Regions from separate parts of the Homo sapiens genome. Here region 1 is linked to region 2. A link is an interaction called in ENCODE POLR2A ChIA-PET data of the cell type or tissue named here. Cell type or tissue: PC-3. All regions are shown on one strand. Each heading gives the region's core, and the rest is flanking DNA. Links, peaks and the distances in the headings are about the cores only. Region 1 overlaps LOC105372706 (a long non-coding RNA gene). Region 2 overlaps MTG2 (mitochondrial ribosome associated GTPase 2).

Region 1 (8,327 bases), core at 33-8,032, 95 kb before region 2:
CGGGGAGCCAGAAAGAACATGAGGCAAAGATGGGTTGAGTGCAGGGTGGACCCAGGGTGGCAGGGAGGAGCTGCTTGCCATTTGAGCCGGGTGGCCTCTCCGAGAGCAGAGGAGGCTGAGGCCCAGCCACGTGGGGTCTGGAGGAAGAGTCTCCAGGCAGGGGCAGCAGATGAGAGGGCACCAAGGCAGGAGTGTCCTCAGGGGACAGCAGGGGGACCCGAGTGGCACCTCAAGGGGGAGGAACAGGGAGGTGGGCGGTTGGGCAGATCCCCAGGCCTCTCCACATTCCGGAAGGGATCCCCCCTGGCCTTGTGTGCACCAGGTGAGGGGCCAGGGCAGAGGAGGGCCAGGCAGAGGCTCCTCCTGTAACACAAGCAAGGTGGCCGCGGCGGGGGCCGTGTGGCTGCAGGTTAGGTGTCGTTGGATTCTGCATAGGTGTTGAAAGTCAAGGCATTGAGATTTCCTGGCCCCAGCTGTGAGAGAACGACGTGGGGGTCATGGAGAGCTCCAGGGCCTTTGCCTGAGCACTGGTGGTGGGGACCGATGCCACTGGGGCGGGTGGAGACAGATCTGCATCCCTGGCATCAGAACTGCAGTCCTTTGCACGCAGCCCCAGGGGGACGGGAACCTGCGGTCCGGGAGCCATGGGGGCTGCAGCTCAGGGAGAAGCCCCCACGTGGTGAGGTTGCACATGGCCAGGCCAGGACTGGGCGCTGAGCCCCAGGAGGAACCCGAGGGAGACTAGAAGTGGGGCCAGCAGAGAGAGGAAACCAGGGGATGTTGGGGAGCCCGGCAGCAGTAGGAGGGGGGACTGTGGCCGAGCTGCCCCTCCCCACCCCAGAGGACAGCTTAAGGGACTTAATCTCCAGGAAGTCATGGGTGACCTTGACCACGACAGCATCAGCTTGTGGCAGAATGGCAGTGATTGCAGGGGCAGTTCCTCTGGCGTTTGCAGAAAACAGGAGGCAAGCTTGCCGGGGATAGGGGGTTACGGGAGGGGGGTTTAGAGTGGACAAAATTGCAGGATACTTGGGGGCTACTAGGGATGGCTCTGAAGAGAGGGGAAAGCTGAAGTTCCCAGGAGAGGACTCAGCAGAAGGGAAGGGAGCCCAGGGGGGCCGGGGGAGGAGCCGTGTGGAAGGAAGGAGACAAGAGATGGGTGGAATGGGAAGAGGAGGTGGGAGGCAGGGGAGGTGGAGAAAAGGAGGGGGAGGTGGGAGGGAGCCCTTGGGAAAGGAGGAAGAGTTAGGTGTTGGGGGAGGTGGGAGTGAGGGATACACGGGAGGCAGGAGGGACTGCCTGTAAGGACTTGGACTCAGCCAGGCGCACAAACAGCAACCAAGAATGATGTTTGCACATCTCAGGCCCAACTTTTACAACCACTTTGGAACAAAACCAAAGACAGTAAACACGGTGAAGTCATCCAGTGCATGTGAAAGAAAAAAAAATATTGTGTTCTTCATCCAAACAGTGAATGTTCTTAGCATTTCTGAGAAACACAGGTCACGTGGATACTAATCAGGGAGTGCTTCCTGGAAGAGGTGGGAGTACGGGCAGAAATCAGCCAGGTAGAGGGGAGGTGGCTTTCCAGACAAGACCATGGGCTGAGCAAAGGCCCCAGATGGAGGAGGAGGAGGAGCGGACAGGCCAGTGTGGGGAGGGTCTGCGTCTGCTGGGAGCAGAGAGAAGCCCCATCACACCGGCTCCTTCCTTGGGAGGCCTTCTCACCTTCCTAGAGGGAGCAGCGCCCCCATCCTGCTCCCCCCACCTCCCTGCAGCCTGCACCTGCCTATCAAGAAGCCTTACCCCATCTCAAGCACACACTTGGGTATACGTTGGTCTCTGCCACCAGCTGCAGCTGATCTCTGCCAGCTCCGCAAGGGAGAGCCCTGTTGTGTTCAGTTCATTATTGTGTTTCCAGACCCAAGACAATGCATAAATGTATGAATGAATAATAGAAATGAATGGATGGATGGACGGACGGATGGATGGATGGGTCGATGGATAGATGGGCAGATGGATGGATGGATGGATGGACAGATGGGCAGATGGATGGATGAATGGATAGATGGGCAGATGGATGGATGGATGGATGGATGGATGGATGGATGGATGGGTAGATGGATGGATGGATGGATGGATGGATGGATGGGCGGATGGATGGATGGATGGATGTGCAGATGGATGGATGGATGGATGGGCAGATGGATGGGTGAATGAACAGATAGGTGGGTAGGTAGATAGATGGATATGTGCATGAATAGAAGGATAAGCAAATTCATGGGCAGATGAGTAGATGCGTGGGTGGATGCATGGATAGATGCGTGTGTAGCTGAATATCAGTTCAACTCTATTTTCTTAGGACTGGGTTGTTGCCTTTTACACCCCCAAAACCTTTATCCAAAGGCCTTTCTCACATTACTTTTCTCTTTCTCTTTGTTCTCAAGAAGTTCTTGCCTATAACCTTTATTTCTGGACATAATTACAAATAACCTTACATTGTTATTTAAATTCTTCATGTTTACACATTTAGCTTATAAATAATTCAAGAGGCTAATGCTGACTTTGAACTAGACTCACTACCAGAGTGATAAATCAACCATGTTTGAACCCCTGTGGACTTGGCAATGTTCTAATCATTAAGATGATGACACCGGGCATGGTGGCTCACGCCTGTAATCCCAGCACTTTGGGAGGCAGAGGAGTTCAAGACCAGCCTGGGCAACATAGTGAGACCCTGTCTGTACAAAAATAAAAATATCAGGTAGGCATGATGGTGAGCGCCTGTAATTCCAGCTACACAGGAGGTTGAGGCAGGAGAATCACTTGAACCCAGGAGGCAGAGGTTGCAGAGAGCCGACATCGCGCCATTGCACTCCAGCCTGGGTGACAAAAGTGAACCTCCGTCTCAAATAAATAAATAAATCAGCTGGGCATGGTGGTACATGTCTGTAGTCTCAGCTACTCAGAAGACTAAGGCAGGAGGATCACTTGAGCCCAGGAGGTCGATGCTGCAATGAGCTGTGACCGCACCCTTGCACTCCAGCTTGGGTTACAGAACGAGATCCTGTCTCAAAAAAAAAAAAAAAAAAAAAAGATAAAAAAGTGTTCTGCTCGAGCTCTTCTTGGGGACTGGGCCTGCCCTGGGATGCATTCTGCAGAGATGTCCCTGCCTGGTCTTCAGACATAAGGGGCCTCACTCGAACCTTTTGAAGCTCCCCATTGCCCCTTGCCCAGCCTCTCCTTGGCCCACCCATACCTGTGCCCCCACTCTCCCACCCTAACCCTCCCAGCCTTACCTCACTCTACGCCACCTACACCTCTGCCCCTCCAGCCACTCTGGTCTCCTTCTAGCTCCCCAGAGGTGCCATCTTCCCTTCTGCCACGGGACCTTTGCCATGCAGTTTCCTGTCTTTGCCTCGTTAACCTCCATGCATTCTTCAATTTGGGGCTCGCTGTCACTTCCTTGGGGCCCCTATAGGGTCAGGCCTCATGCACCCTCTCCTTGTCTTCTCTGTGCTTGCTTGGCTGCTGGTCATTACTCAGCCAGGTGAGTATCTGGTTTACCTCTCCTTCCCCCTCTCAACTGGATGCTCCATGAGGGCAACCCCAGCCTGGTTTTCCCTCATCATGTACCTCCCAGAGTGAGGGGGTATCTACAGAGCCCCAGAAAAGGGGCTCCTGGGAAGGCAGGGGGTGCCTGGCTGGACTCTACTGCCATTTGATGCCCTGAGGGGAGAGTGCATCAAGCTGCCCCATGCACCTGCCGGTCCCTACCTGCCTGGGGTCAGGGTCAAGTCAGCTTCTTACCCTAATTTGGCATCCAGGAGAGACAGCCCACTGGCTTGGGCGCAGAAGTAACCAGCACTCCAGAGAGCTCCATCTTGCGGAACGGCATCTGGGGAAGCATCTGGTTTTGCCATCTGATGAGATCTGGTAATTTAAAAGTGTGTGGCACACCAACCTTGCTCCCGTTCTCACCGTGTGATGTGTCTGCTCCCACTTCTTTTGTCACTATGACTGGAAACTTCCTGAGGCCTCCCAAGAAGCAGATGCCACTATGCTTCCTGTAAAGCCTGCAGAACCTTGAGTCAATTAAACTTCTTTCCTTATCAATGCTGCAGTCTTGGCCAGGCGCAGCAGCTCGCGCCTCTAAAGTTGATGAAGACCTAGCCTGCCATGTGCTCATAAGAGCCAGCCTCTCACCACAGGAGGCCATCAAAGTCAGGGAGACTCCTGGGAGTCCTGCTGTGGGGAGACAGGATCCTCACAGGCTTTCCTGGAAACGCTGGAGCATGCTGGGCCCTCCCCATCCCCATGGCCACACAAGGCCTTACATGTGCTGGTGTGCTGAGTTCCAGGACCCCAGTGAGAGGCCCAGCAGTAAAAGGCAATAACATAGGTGGGGAAGGAAGGGCCAGGGAGGCAGCAGTTGCCTCTACTCAGTGGGGCATCAGCCCCAACTGCCAGTCCCCAGCTGAGCAACCCAGAAAGTCACTTTTCTTCTCTGAGCCCCATCTATAAAAAGAGAGGGAGTTGGCAATTAAGCAAGAAGATACAACAAAGGCATCCATATTGAAAAGGAAGAAGTAGGCTGGGTGCAGTGCTCACGCCTGTAATCCCAGCACTTTGGGAGACCGAGGCGGGTGGATCACCTGAGGTCGGGAGTTCGAGACCAGCCTGACCAACATGGAGAAACCTTGTCTCTACTAAAAATACAAAATTAGCTGGGCATGGTGGTGCATGCCTGTACTCCCAGCTACTCAGGAGGCTGAGGCAGGAGAATCATTTGAACCTGGGAGGCAGAGGTTGCAGTGAGCCAAGATCATGCCATTGCACTCCAGCCTGGAACAAGACACCAAGAGCAAAACTCCATTTCAAAAAGAAAGAAAAGAAAAGAAAATGAAGAAGTAAAGTCATCTCTATTTGCAGATGACATGACCTTGTACATAGAAAATCCTAAGCCACTGAAAAAATATTAGAACTAGCACTTTGGGAGGCTGAGGTGGGAGGATTGCTTGAGCCCAGGAGTTCAAAACTATCCTGGGCAATGTAGCAAGACCCCAGCTCTACAAAAAAATTAAAAATTAGCCAGGCATGGTGGCACATGCCTATAGTCCCAGCTACTTGGGAGGCTGAGACAGGAGAATCACTTGAGCCTAGGAGCTTAAGGTTGCAGTGAGCTATGATCACACCACTGCACTCCAGCCTGGGTAACAGACCCTGTCCCAAAATAAACAAATAAATAATAACTATTAGAGCTAATAAATGAGTACAACAGGGCTGCAGGGTATAAGATCAATGTATGAAAATCAATTGTGTTTCTATACAGCAGTAATCAACAAACCAAAAGTGAGATGAAGAGAACAATTCCATAATACTTTGGAGTCAACTTAACAAGATAAGTGCAAAACACATATTCTGAAGACGACAATACGTTGTTGAAAGAAATTTTAAAAGACCTAAAGAAGTGGAAAGACATCCTATGTTCATGGGTTGGAAGCCGAATATTTTTAAGATGACATTGCTGCCCAAATTGGTTTTTATTTGCATTTCCCTGATGCCACTGGTATGGCAGATTCAACACAATCCCTATCAAATTCCCAATTACCTTCTTTGCAGAAATTGACAAACTATCCCTAAATTCATATGGAAAGGCAAGGAATCCAGAATAATCAAAGCAATCTTGAAAAAGAAGCACAAAATTAGAGAACTCATACTTTCCAATATCAGAACTCACTACAAAGCTACAGTAATCAGAGCAGTGTGGTGCTAGAATAAGGACAGACATATAGACCAATGGAATAGAACAGAGAGACCAGAAAGAAACTCTCACATTTATGGGCAACTGGTTTTTGCCAAGGGTACCAGGCACCTTCAATGGGAAATTTGTTGAAACAGTCTTTTCAACAAATGGTGCTGAGAAAACTGAATATCAACATGCATAAGAATGAAGTTGGATACTACCTCACACTATATACAAAACTTAACACAAAACTAATCGATAGTCCGGGTGCAGTGGCTCACGCCTGTAATCCCAGCACTTTGGGAGGCCGAGGTGGGCAGATCATGAGGTCAGGAGATCGAGACCATTCTGGCTAACACGGTGAAACCCTGCCTCTACTAAAAATACAAAAAAAAGTAGTCGGGCATGGTGGCGGGCGCCTGTAGTCCCAGCTACTCAGGAGGCTGAGGCAGGAGAATGGTGTGAACCCGGGAGGCGGAGCTTGCAGTGAGCAGAGATTGTGCCACTGCACTCCAGCCTGGGCAATAGAGTGAGACTCTGTCTCAAAAAAAAAAAAAAAAAAAAAAAGTAATTGATATAGCTTGTATATTTGCCCCTGTACAAATCTCATGTTGAATTGTAATCCTCAGCATTGGAGGTGGGCCCTGATGGGAGGTGTCTGGGTCATGGGGGTGGATCTCTTATCGCTTCGTGCTGTCTTTGCAATAGCGAGTGAGTTCTCATGAAATCTGGTAATTTAAAAGTGTGTGGCACACCAACCTTGCTCCCATTCTCACTGTGTGATGTGTCTCCTCCCACTTCTTTTGTCACTATGATTGGAAACTTCCTGAGGCCTCCCAAGAAGCAGATGCCTGTAAAGCCTACAGAACCATGAGTCAATTAAACTTCTTTCCTTATAAATGATACAGTCATGGTTAGGTGCGGTGGCTCGCGCTTGTAATCCCAGCACTTTGGGAGGCAAAGGCAGGCGGATCAGGAGGTGAGGAGTTCAAGACCAGCCTGGCAAACATAGTGAGACCCCATCTCTACTAAAGATACAAAAAATTAGCCGGACGTGGTGGCGCATGCCTGTAATCCCAGCTACTCGGGAGGCTGAGGCACGAGAATCGTTTGAACCTGGGAGGCGGAGGTTGCAGTGAGCTGAGATCACGCCATTGCACTCCAGCCTGGGTGACAGGGTGAGACTGTCTCAAAAAAAAAAAAATTATGCAGTCTCAGGTATTTCTTTTTTCTTTTTCTTTCTTTCTTTTTTTTTTTTTTTTGATACGGAGTCTCGCTCTATCGCCTAGGCTGGAGTGCAGTGGTGCAATCTCGGCTCACTGCAAGCTCCACCTCCTGGGTTCATGCCATTCTCCTGCCTCAGCCTCCCGAGCAGCTGGGACTACAGGCACCCGCCACCACGCCTGGCTAATTTTTTGTATTTTTAGTAGAGATGGGGTTTCATCGTGTTAGCCAGGATGGTCTCGATCTCCTGACCTCGTGATCCACCTGCCTTGGCCTCCCAAAGTGCTAGGATTACAGGCGTGAGCCACTGTGCCAGGCCAGTCTCAGGTATTTCTTTATAGCAATGCAAAAACAGCCTAATACAGACAATTGTTACCAAGGAGTGGGGGCATTGTTATAAAGATACCTGAAAATTTGGAAGCAACTTTGGAACTGGGTAACAGACAGAGGTTGGTAGAGTTCGGAGGCCTCAGAAGAAGACAAGAAGATGAAGGAAGCTTTGGAACCTCTTAGAAACAGGTTAAATGGTTGTGACCAAAATGTTGATAATGATAAGAACAATGAAGTCCAGGCTGCCAAAGTCTGAGATGGAAATGAGGAACTTGTTGAGAACTGGAGCAAAGGTCACCATTGTTATGCCTTAGCAAATAACTTGGCTGTATTCTGTTCATGTCCCAGGGATCCATGGTAGTTTGAACTTCATAGTGATGATTTAGAGTATCTGCTAGAAGAAGTTTCTAAGCAGCAAAGCATTCAAGAAGTGACCGGCTGAGGCTGGGCGCGGTGGCTGACGTCTGTAATCCCAGCACTTTGGGAGGCCAAGGTCAGGAGATCGAGACCATCCTGGCTAACATGGCGAAACCCCATCTCTACTAAAAGTACAAAAATTAGCCGGGCGTGGTGGCAGGTGCCTGTAGTCCCAGCTACTCGGGAGGCTGAGGCAGGAGTATGGCGTGAACCTGGGAGGCGGAGCTTGCAGTGAGCCGAGATGGCGCCACTGCACTCCAGCCTGGGTGACAGAGAGAGACTCCGTCTCAAAAGAAAAATAAATAAATAAATAAATAATAAAATAAAAAATAAAATAGATGCTGCATGCCTGTATCAAAGTATCTCATGTACCCCATGAATATATACAACTACTATGTATGCGTAAAAAAATTTTTTTAATGAAATGAGACCAGGCAGCTCATGCTTGTAATCCCAGCACTGGGGGAGGTGAGGGTGGGAGGATCCCTTGAGCCCAGGAAAACATAGTGAGACCCCACCTCTCTCTCAATAAAAAAAAAAAAAAAAAAAAAAAAGCTGGGTGTGGTGGTGCATGCTTGTACAGTCCCAGCTACTCAGAAGGCTGAGGTGG
Region 2 (8,327 bases), core at 254-8,253:
GATGAGTACATTGCCGCGCTGGGCGGGGCAGGAGGGAAAGGCAACCGCTTCTTCCTGGCCAACAACAACCGTGCCCCTGTGACCTGTACCCCTGGACAGCCAGGACAGCAGCGAGTTCTCCACCTGGAGCTCAAGACGGTGGCCCACGCCGGAATGGTAGGTGTCCCCACTGCCAACAGCATCTGCACACACTCAGCTCTAGAAAATCCACTTTTCTCAATGGGGATTTGCCAGTGGCCTGGAAGAGAACAGCTTTGCGACTCACCTTTTTCCCATCAGTACACTGCTGACTTGGTCGTGAGCATGAGCCCTTGTGACTCCCCCAGCCCTGAAATCCTCCCTCCAATCCCAGTTAGTTACAGACTCTGCGCTAACAAAGGTGCTGCCGCGGGCCGTGCCACCGTCTTCCCTCTTTCCCCCAGGTGGGATTCCCCAACGCCGGGAAGTCCTCACTGCTCCGGGCCATTTCAAACGCCAGACCCGCCGTGGCTTCCTACCCGTTCACCACCCTGAAGCCCCACGTCGGGATCGTCCACTACGAAGGCCACCTACAAATAGCAGGTAGAACTTCCAGAATTCTCCCAAAGGTTAGATTTAAATGATGTAATTCAGAAAAGTAATGATGTAACTCTTAAATTTAGCTTTCTGTTTAAAATGTAGCATTGTTGGCCAGGCGTGGTGGCTCACACCTGTAACCCCAGCACTTTGGGAGGCCGAGGCAGGCGGATCACGAGGTCAGGAGATCGACACCATCCTGGCTAACATGGTGAAACCCCGTCTCTACTAAAAATACAAAAAAATTAGCTGGGTGTGGTGGCGGGCACCTGTAGTCCCAGCTACTTGGGAGGCTGAGGATGGAGAATGGCATGAACCCAGAAGGCAAAGCTTGCAGTGAGCCGAGATCATGCCACTGCACTCCAGCCTGGGCGACAGAGCGAAACTCCATCTCAAAAAAAAAAAAAAAAAAGTAGCATTGTTTTTCCTAATGTAAACAACTTTTTTTTTTTTTTTTTTTTGAGACGGAGTCTCACTCTGTCACCCTGGCTGGAGTGCAGTGGTGCGATCTCAGCTCACTGCAACCTCCACCTCCCATATTTAAGTGATTCTCCTGCCTCAGCCTCCCAAGTAGCTGGGATTACAGGCGTGCGCCACCACGCCCAGTTAATTTTTTTGTATTTTTAGTAGAGACGGGGTTTCACCATGTTGGCCAGGCTGGTCTCGAACTCCTGATCTCAAGTGATCTGCCCCCCGCCCCACCTTGGTCTCCCAAAGTGTTGGGATTACAGGCGTGAGCTACTGCACCTGGCCCTAATTTAAACAATTTTCATCAGCCTGTTCTCTATGAAAATCAGGTTCCCACCCCATCCCCTAGGAATCTGTCAGTTACAGTTCAGAAACCTGCATTGAAATTCCAGCCGAGGACAGTATTTCTTCCCACTCTATTTGTCCCCTCTCATCTGTGGAAGCTCAGCAGCATCACAACACGTGACTTAAAAGCTTTCCTTGTGCCGTTTGAGAGAATAAAACTTTTTCCCAGAAGACAATACACCCATTAAAAATAGTAAGCCTGCTGGTAAGGTTATTTGGATGGCACTTTATATCTGCAGAGTACTCTACATGTAAATTTCTATCAGTAATCAAATGATTAGTAGAGTACAGGCAGCCATTTTCCTCTTTTTTGAATCCTATTAGAAGCAGAAAGAGAAGGTATGAAATGTACTCTACTAGATAGATCCATCGCCACGCTGGTCTCCCAAACATCTCCAAGCATTGAATTCCTCAGGTGTCAGTTGGCCCAGTGAATCACCCAGGTGCTAAATCAAATGGCTTCAGTTCAAGGCGTTCCTTGAAAGGAAAGTGTTAGAACTCAGGAAATCCGCCTTCGCAGTGGGCTCCAGGCCTTCTCTCCCAGGCTCGAGGTGGAAGGCGCTCTTGGGTGCTGGGTGTGCCAAGTGGTCACCTCGTGTGCCCCTGTCTTCCCTGCAGTGGCCGACATCCCCGGCATCATACGAGGCGCCCACCAGAACAGGGGTCTGGGGTCCGCCTTCCTCAGGCACATCGAGCGCTGCCGCTTTCTCTTGTTCGTGGTGGATCTTTCTCAGCCTGAGCCGTGGACTCAAGTTGACGATTTAAAATATGAACTGGAGATGTATGAAAAGGGCCTGTCTGCGAGGCCCCACGCAATCGTCGCAAACAAGATTGACCTCCCTGAAGCCCAAGCCAATCTGTCCCAGCTCCGGGATCACTTGGGACAGGAGGTCATCGTGCTGTCGGCGTTGACCGGCGAGAACCTGGAGCAGCTGCTGTTGCACCTGAAGGTGCTGTATGACGCCTACGCGGAGGCCGAGCTGGGCCAGGGCCGCCAGCCGCTCAGGTGGTAGCCACGCCAGAGCGGGGTCGCCTCTGGGCCTCTGTCTGAGCAAACCTGGGTGTGAATTCGGTGGTTTTGAATGCATAAAGTGCCTTGTGGACACGGGGGAGTTGTGGTGCTTCTGGGTCTCTGGGCCCCGCCTGCTGGCCTGAGATGCCCTCATGTTGGGAAGCATTCCGTGCCCCCTACCCCGCCTGCCCTCCGTATTTCCTGCACCTGTCAGCCTGCACCGACTGATGAGCCAGTTGCTCATTTGTGCTGATTAACACCCCTAATAAGGGGTTGGGGTGCCCATAACGGGGTGGCCCTGCCGCTGACTCAGGTCTCCGCCATGCACGCGTGGACTCTCGGATGAGCTCAGCAGAACCGCACAGCCAGAGCCCCAGGTCAGAAGTGCAGACCAGGGTTCTCAGCACAGTGCCCGTCGTGCTTCCATGGCTTGCTACGGAGAGAGACCTCTGGATCCACACTGGGGCTGCGTCTGGCCCGTTGTCCAGCAGCCCTGCGGTACCGCAAGCCCAGGCACCAGTGTCTCGGGGGGCCTCACTGCTGCGCAAGGGGTGGGGCCGAGGATGCAAGTCCAGGCAGAGCGGCGCAGGCAGCTGTGAGCTTTTCTCCATCAGCCGTCTGAGAAGAGCAGTGAGGCCAGCTGCTTCCTGTCCTTCAGAACACTTCTCTGTGCTCAGTGGGAGCCAGGAAGCCTCAGGCTTCACGACTGAATGCACCCAATATCCGACCTGGCTGCGTGTTTCTGGCTGGGCTGCCGTGTGCACAGCAAGTTAACTAGAGGGGCTGTGGGCCATGGAACTGTCAGCGTTATTCTCAGAAGGCGGCCGTGGCATGGGCAGGGTATAGTGAGGAGTGGAAGGAGACGTGTGCCTGGTAATATGGGGCGGAATTTCCACTCAGCTCCATTTGCTGGGGATTTAAAGAGAACCCTTGTGCTACGCCAGGCAGTTACCGAGCCGAAGGGAGATGATGGGCCTTCGCCCCTCAGTGGGATGGCAGCTGAGGGGGCCCTGCATTTGACCGTCGAGACTGCAGCAGCGCCTTTCCTGTCTGTGGTTTAAGTCTTTGCAGTCAAGTACTGATGCATCCAAGCCAGGCCCATGCCTGGTGTCTCCCTGACTGCAGAGGAGCCCCAGGGCAAGGACAGCTCAGCTGCTGGCAGCCTGCCTGGCCCATAGACATCCCCCAAGTAGTCTCAGGCCTCTGACATGTCCCTGAGGGGCCCCTAAGAAAGAAAGTGGAGGGGACACTCCAGAGGCTGTCGTGGGAGGATCATGTGAGCCTGGGAGGTCAAGGCTGCAGTGAGCCGTGATTGCACCACTGCACTCCAGCCTGAGTGACAGAGCGAGACCCTGTCTCAAAAAACAAACAAACAAACAAACAAAAACAGAACATTCTGGGCACGGTGGCTCATGCCTGTAGTCCCAGCACTTTGGGAGGCCGAGGCTGGTGGATCACAAGGTCAGGAGATTGAGACCATCCTGGCTAACACAGTGAAACCCCGTCTCTACTAAAAATACAAAAAAATTAGCCAGGCGTGGTGGCGGTCACCTGTAGTCCCAGCTACTCGGGAGGCTGAAGCAGGAGAATGGCGTGAACCTGGGAGGCGGAGCTTGCAGTGAGCCGAGATCACACCACTGCACTCCAGCCTGAGCGACAGAGCAAGACTCCATCTCAAAAAAAAAAAAAAAGTGGAGGGGACAAAGAAGCAGAGAAGGATGATCAGAAGGGGACCCCCAGCCCTTGGAGGAGAGACGGCAGCCTCAGGTGAGATGAGCCGCAAGGGTCCGGGGCCGCGTCTCTGCACGCTGGGGTGGGGCGCGCTTTGCACAGCAGGCCGGTGCCTGGGCTTTCAGGAGCAATTCCGTTTTGATCTCACATCAAATCTGCAGCTAGAACATGACAGTCCTTTTACCCGAAGCTTTATTTTAATGTCTTATAATTTCAAAGGTCCTTCTATCCTAGAAACCAGAGATGGGTTTTGCATCTATTTGCTTTTTCTTTCAGGCCGCCACAAAGGATTTTGTGGAGTCGCCCCAGGCCTGACGGCGTTAATTATCCCTGGCTTTCATCTTGATGCTCTTGCAGGGGAGGCTCAAGATGCCTTGTGGCTCGACCCCTGCACGGAGCCCCCAGCCCAGCCTCCCCGTGGGTTGAAACCTTGATCTGGGCCTGACTGTGGCTGCTCTGGGGACATGCCCTCGTCCTTTGCTGAAGCTGAGGCTCCAGAGGGGGAGTCACTGCCACGAAGGTTGCCCAGAACTTTCCTTGCTGCAAAAAGCCCCAAGACTTCTCCCTGCCACACACACAGCTTTTGCCATCGCGTTCTAAAAGCTGACAGCTTTCTCTCCAACACTGTTCTCCCTGAGTAGGGTAAAGCTACACTTGGCTTCCCCAGTTTCCTGTTTCCTGCCTAGAAACAAATTTTTGTCAGTCTGCTTTTCAAATGGGATATATGATTCACATACCATAAAATTCACCACTTTATATAATTCAGTGGTTTTTTTGTATGTTCAGAAGGTTGTGCAACTGTCAAACTGCAAATTCCAGAACGTTTTCATCACCCCGAAAACAGACCCTGTGCCCGTTAGCGTGAACCCGCCTTCCCCCTCCCCCGGGCACCCACCCGTCTACCTTCTGTCCCCAGGGACCTGCCTTCCAGACAGATCCTGTAATTGGAGTGTACACTATGTGGCCGTCTGTGCGGGTCTTTAGTAGCCATGCCTGAGGCGGCCGACACCGCAGTCTTTAGTTACGGAAGGGACCGCGGGTGCAGGCCAACCCCCCCACAGTCAGCATGTGTGGGCTGCCTTGGACACAGGGTCTCTGTGTATCCCCAGCAGCCTCAGAACACCTGACCCAGAGACGGCGTCAGTAAGCGCTGGCAGGTGCACGGAGGATGGCGCTGGCATGAGGAGCCTTCAGGCTGCTCCTAGTTTTAAACTATTTTTACTTTTGTTTTTATTTTTTTAAGACAGAGTCTCACTCTTTCGCCCAGGCTAGAGTGCAGTGGTGCGATCTCGGCTCACTGCAACCTCTGCCTCCTGGGTTCAAGCGATTCTCCTGCCTTAGCCTCCCAAGTAGCTGGGATTACAGCCTGCACCACCACGCCTGGCTGATTTTTGTATTTTTAGTAGAGACAAGGTTTCACCATGTTGGCCAGGCTGGTCTCGAACCCCTGACCTCAGGTGATCTGCCCACTTTGGCCTCCCAAAGTGCCGGGATTACCGGCATGAGCCACTGCGCCTGGCCTGAAACTCAGTGTGTGTGTGTGTGTGTGTGTGTGTGTGTGTGTGTGTGTGTGTGTGTGTGTGTGAGAGAGAGAGAGAGAGAGAGAGAGAGAGAGAGAGAGATGGAGTCTCACTCTGTCACCCAGGCTGGAGTGCAGTGGCGCGATCTCCACTCACTGCAACCTCCGACTCCTGGGTTCAAGCAGTTCTCCTGCCGCAGCCCAGGTGGGGTGGAGTCTGGGTGCCCTGGGGCCCTGCCACCTTCCACTTGGACACGGGCGAGGAGGGGTTTGCCCTGAGCATCCCCTGTAGAAGCCCAGCTCCACAGCAGCGCTGTAGGAAAACGTAGTGTGTCCATTTGAAAATGAAGTTTTATCTATTCCTTATTAGTCTCCTGGGGCTGCTATGACAAAGTGCCACAAACCGGGTGACTTAACAGAAGTTGGCCGAGCATGGGGGCTTACACCTGTCATCTAGCGCTGTGGGAGGCCGAGGCGGCCGGATCACCTGGGGTCAGGAGTTTAGGACCAGCCTGGCCAACATGGTGAAACCCCATCTCTACTAAAAAATATGTAAAAATTAGCTAGGGGTGGTGGCCCATACCTGTAGTCCCAGCTACCCAGGAGGCTGAGGCAGGAGAATCGCTTGAACCCCTGATCACTTGAGCCAAGATTGCGCCACTGCACTCCATCCTGGGCGACACAGTGAGACTCTGTCTCAAGAAAAAAAAAAAAAAAAAACAAAAAAAACCTAAGTGGATTCTCTTGTTTGTCGGGGGTGAGGCCTCTCAAGGCCAGGGAGGTCCTTCCTGCTCCATCCTCGGCTAGCAGTGGCAAAGGCTCCCGTCCCTGCCCTGTCTTCATGTAACTTCCCCCTGTGTGTCTGTCCTCTTATCTTCTGGAAGCCAGTTGTGGGATTTGGGCCTCTCTAAACCCAGGATGGTCCCATCTTGAGATCTTTAGTTACATTTGCACAGACCCCATTTCCAATAGTGATATTCTGAGGTTCTGTGGATGTGGATTTGGGGGCACGTTGTTTGACCCCAAGCAATGTCCCTTTCCATCTTTTTTTTTGGCGGCGGTGGGGGTGGTGCAGAGTCTTGCTCTGTCATGCAGGCTGGAGTGCAGTGGCGCGATTTTGGCTCACTGCAACCTCCACCTCCCAGGTTCAAGCGATTCTCCTGCCTCAGCCTTCTGAATAGCTAGGATTACAGAAATGTACCACCATGCCCAGCTAATTTTCGTATTTTTAGTAGAGCCAGGGTTTCACCATGTTGGCCAGGCTGGTCCCGAGCTCCTGAGCTCAGGCGATTTGCCCGCCTCAGCCTCCCACAGTGCTGGGACTGCAGGTGTGAGCCTCCACTCCCAGCCTCCCTTCCCATCTTGTGGTCGTGTGTGCTTCCCGGCGCACGTGCTATACTGAGTTCAGTCTCGCGTGGGGCCTTTGCCTCCTCACCTCGCCAGCACAGCAGCTCTGCCCTCGGGTCCACCCCAGGTCCCGCCATGCCTGTCACCTCCACCCCGCTCTGGACGATGGCAGTGGCCTGCTAATGTCTCCCCTACTTGGTGCCCGGGCCCCTCAGTCTTCCCCTGTGGCTGTGCCAGGAAGCCAGGCCCCTCACTGGGAGTCCCTGGTGCCCACAGCACCAGCCCCACTGCCCCTTCCTATGTCTGAGCCATGCTGAGGCCACTCCTTGGACTGCAGGCTTTGGTGTTGCTGATCCCTGTGACCCAGTGCCCTGCCCAGACACCCCGTGAAATGCCCTCTAGTCAAAAAGCCAAAGACAGCCACACGCGCCCAGGCTCTGCACAGTTGGGCCCACCACCCTCTCGTGCACGCACTTTCCACACTTCACGTTAGCCGCCGTCGCCCCCCCGCCCTAAGCTCCTGGAGAACAGAGACCTCGTTTGTCTGTATGCAGTGCCCGGGTCGGCGCTGGCCCCGGGATGGAGGCCTGAAGGGCAGACATGCTGAGGCAACCGGAGCGTCTCATCAGTGAACACACGTGCCGGGGACCTGTCCTGGTGCCGCTAAAGAGGCTGCAGAGCCGCGGGGTGCGGCAGTGCTTGGCGGGGGCGGGGTGCAGCTCTGCGTGCATGGCGTCCACCTGGGGACCGCAGGTGTCAAGCCGGGGAGAGCCAGTGCCAGGAGGTCACACACGATGGTTCCCTCTACAGAGTGTTCCAGAAACGATGAGGAGAATGGATTGGCGGTCCTCGGGCTGAGGAGGGCGGGAGGGTGGAGGTAGCCGTGGACACAAAAGGGCCATGCCAGGGTCCTCAGACCATCACCCTGTGTGTTGGCGGTGGGGCCACGAGTCTGCACGTGCGAAAGAATCCTGTTGGCTTAGTGTTTCAGGCTGGGAAGATGACCGGCTCTGAAGGTGGAGGGTGGTGATGGGAGAGCCACTGAACCGCACACTTCAGATAGCTCAAGTGGTGAACTTTATGTTTATCACCACGATAAAAAATATGACATAGGCCGGGCGCGGTGGCTCACGCCTGTAATCCCAGCACTTTGGGAGGCCGAGGTGGGCGGATCATGAGGTCAGGAGATCGAGACCATCCTGGCTAACACAGTGAAACCCCGTCTCTACTAAAAATACAAAAAAATTAGCTGGGTGTGGTGGCAGGCACCTGTGGTCCCAGCTATGCAGGAGGCTGAGTTTGCAGTGAGCCGAGATCGTGCCACTGCACTCCAGCCTGGGCGACAGAGCA

What was found. ChIA-PET counts read pairs that join two places held together with the same protein. Peaks named below come from ENCODE experiments on the same cell type or tissue, not always from the same donor. Only the 100,000 strongest peaks of a DNase experiment are listed, where the experiment ranks them.
Region 1: POLR2A ChIA-PET joins it to region 2 with 5 read pairs; 2 of 35 experiments call an interaction of 5 or more read pairs at or near these places.

Annotation. Positions count from the first base shown.
Region 1 is chr20:62,103,742-62,112,068 of GRCh38, forward strand. It overlaps LOC105372706 (a long non-coding RNA gene), which reads right to left. Exons shown (of 3, transcript XR_936963.2): 2 at 3,811-3,933. Among named protein-coding and RNA genes, the nearest start is that of LSM14B, 15 kb to the right of the region's middle. In PC-3, for the core only: no CTCF peak of the experiment used is centred there; no DNase peak of the experiment used is centred there.
Region 2 is chr20:62,198,697-62,207,023 of GRCh38, forward strand. It overlaps MTG2 (mitochondrial ribosome associated GTPase 2), which reads left to right. Exons shown (of 7, transcript NM_015666.4): 5 at 1-156; 6 at 423-561; 7 at 1,987-4,872. The coding sequence ends at 2,381. Among named protein-coding and RNA genes, the nearest start is that of HRH3, 17 kb to the right of the region's middle. In PC-3, for the core only: no CTCF peak of the experiment used is centred there; a DNase peak (open chromatin) is centred at 4,825; H3K27ac peaks cover 557 bases.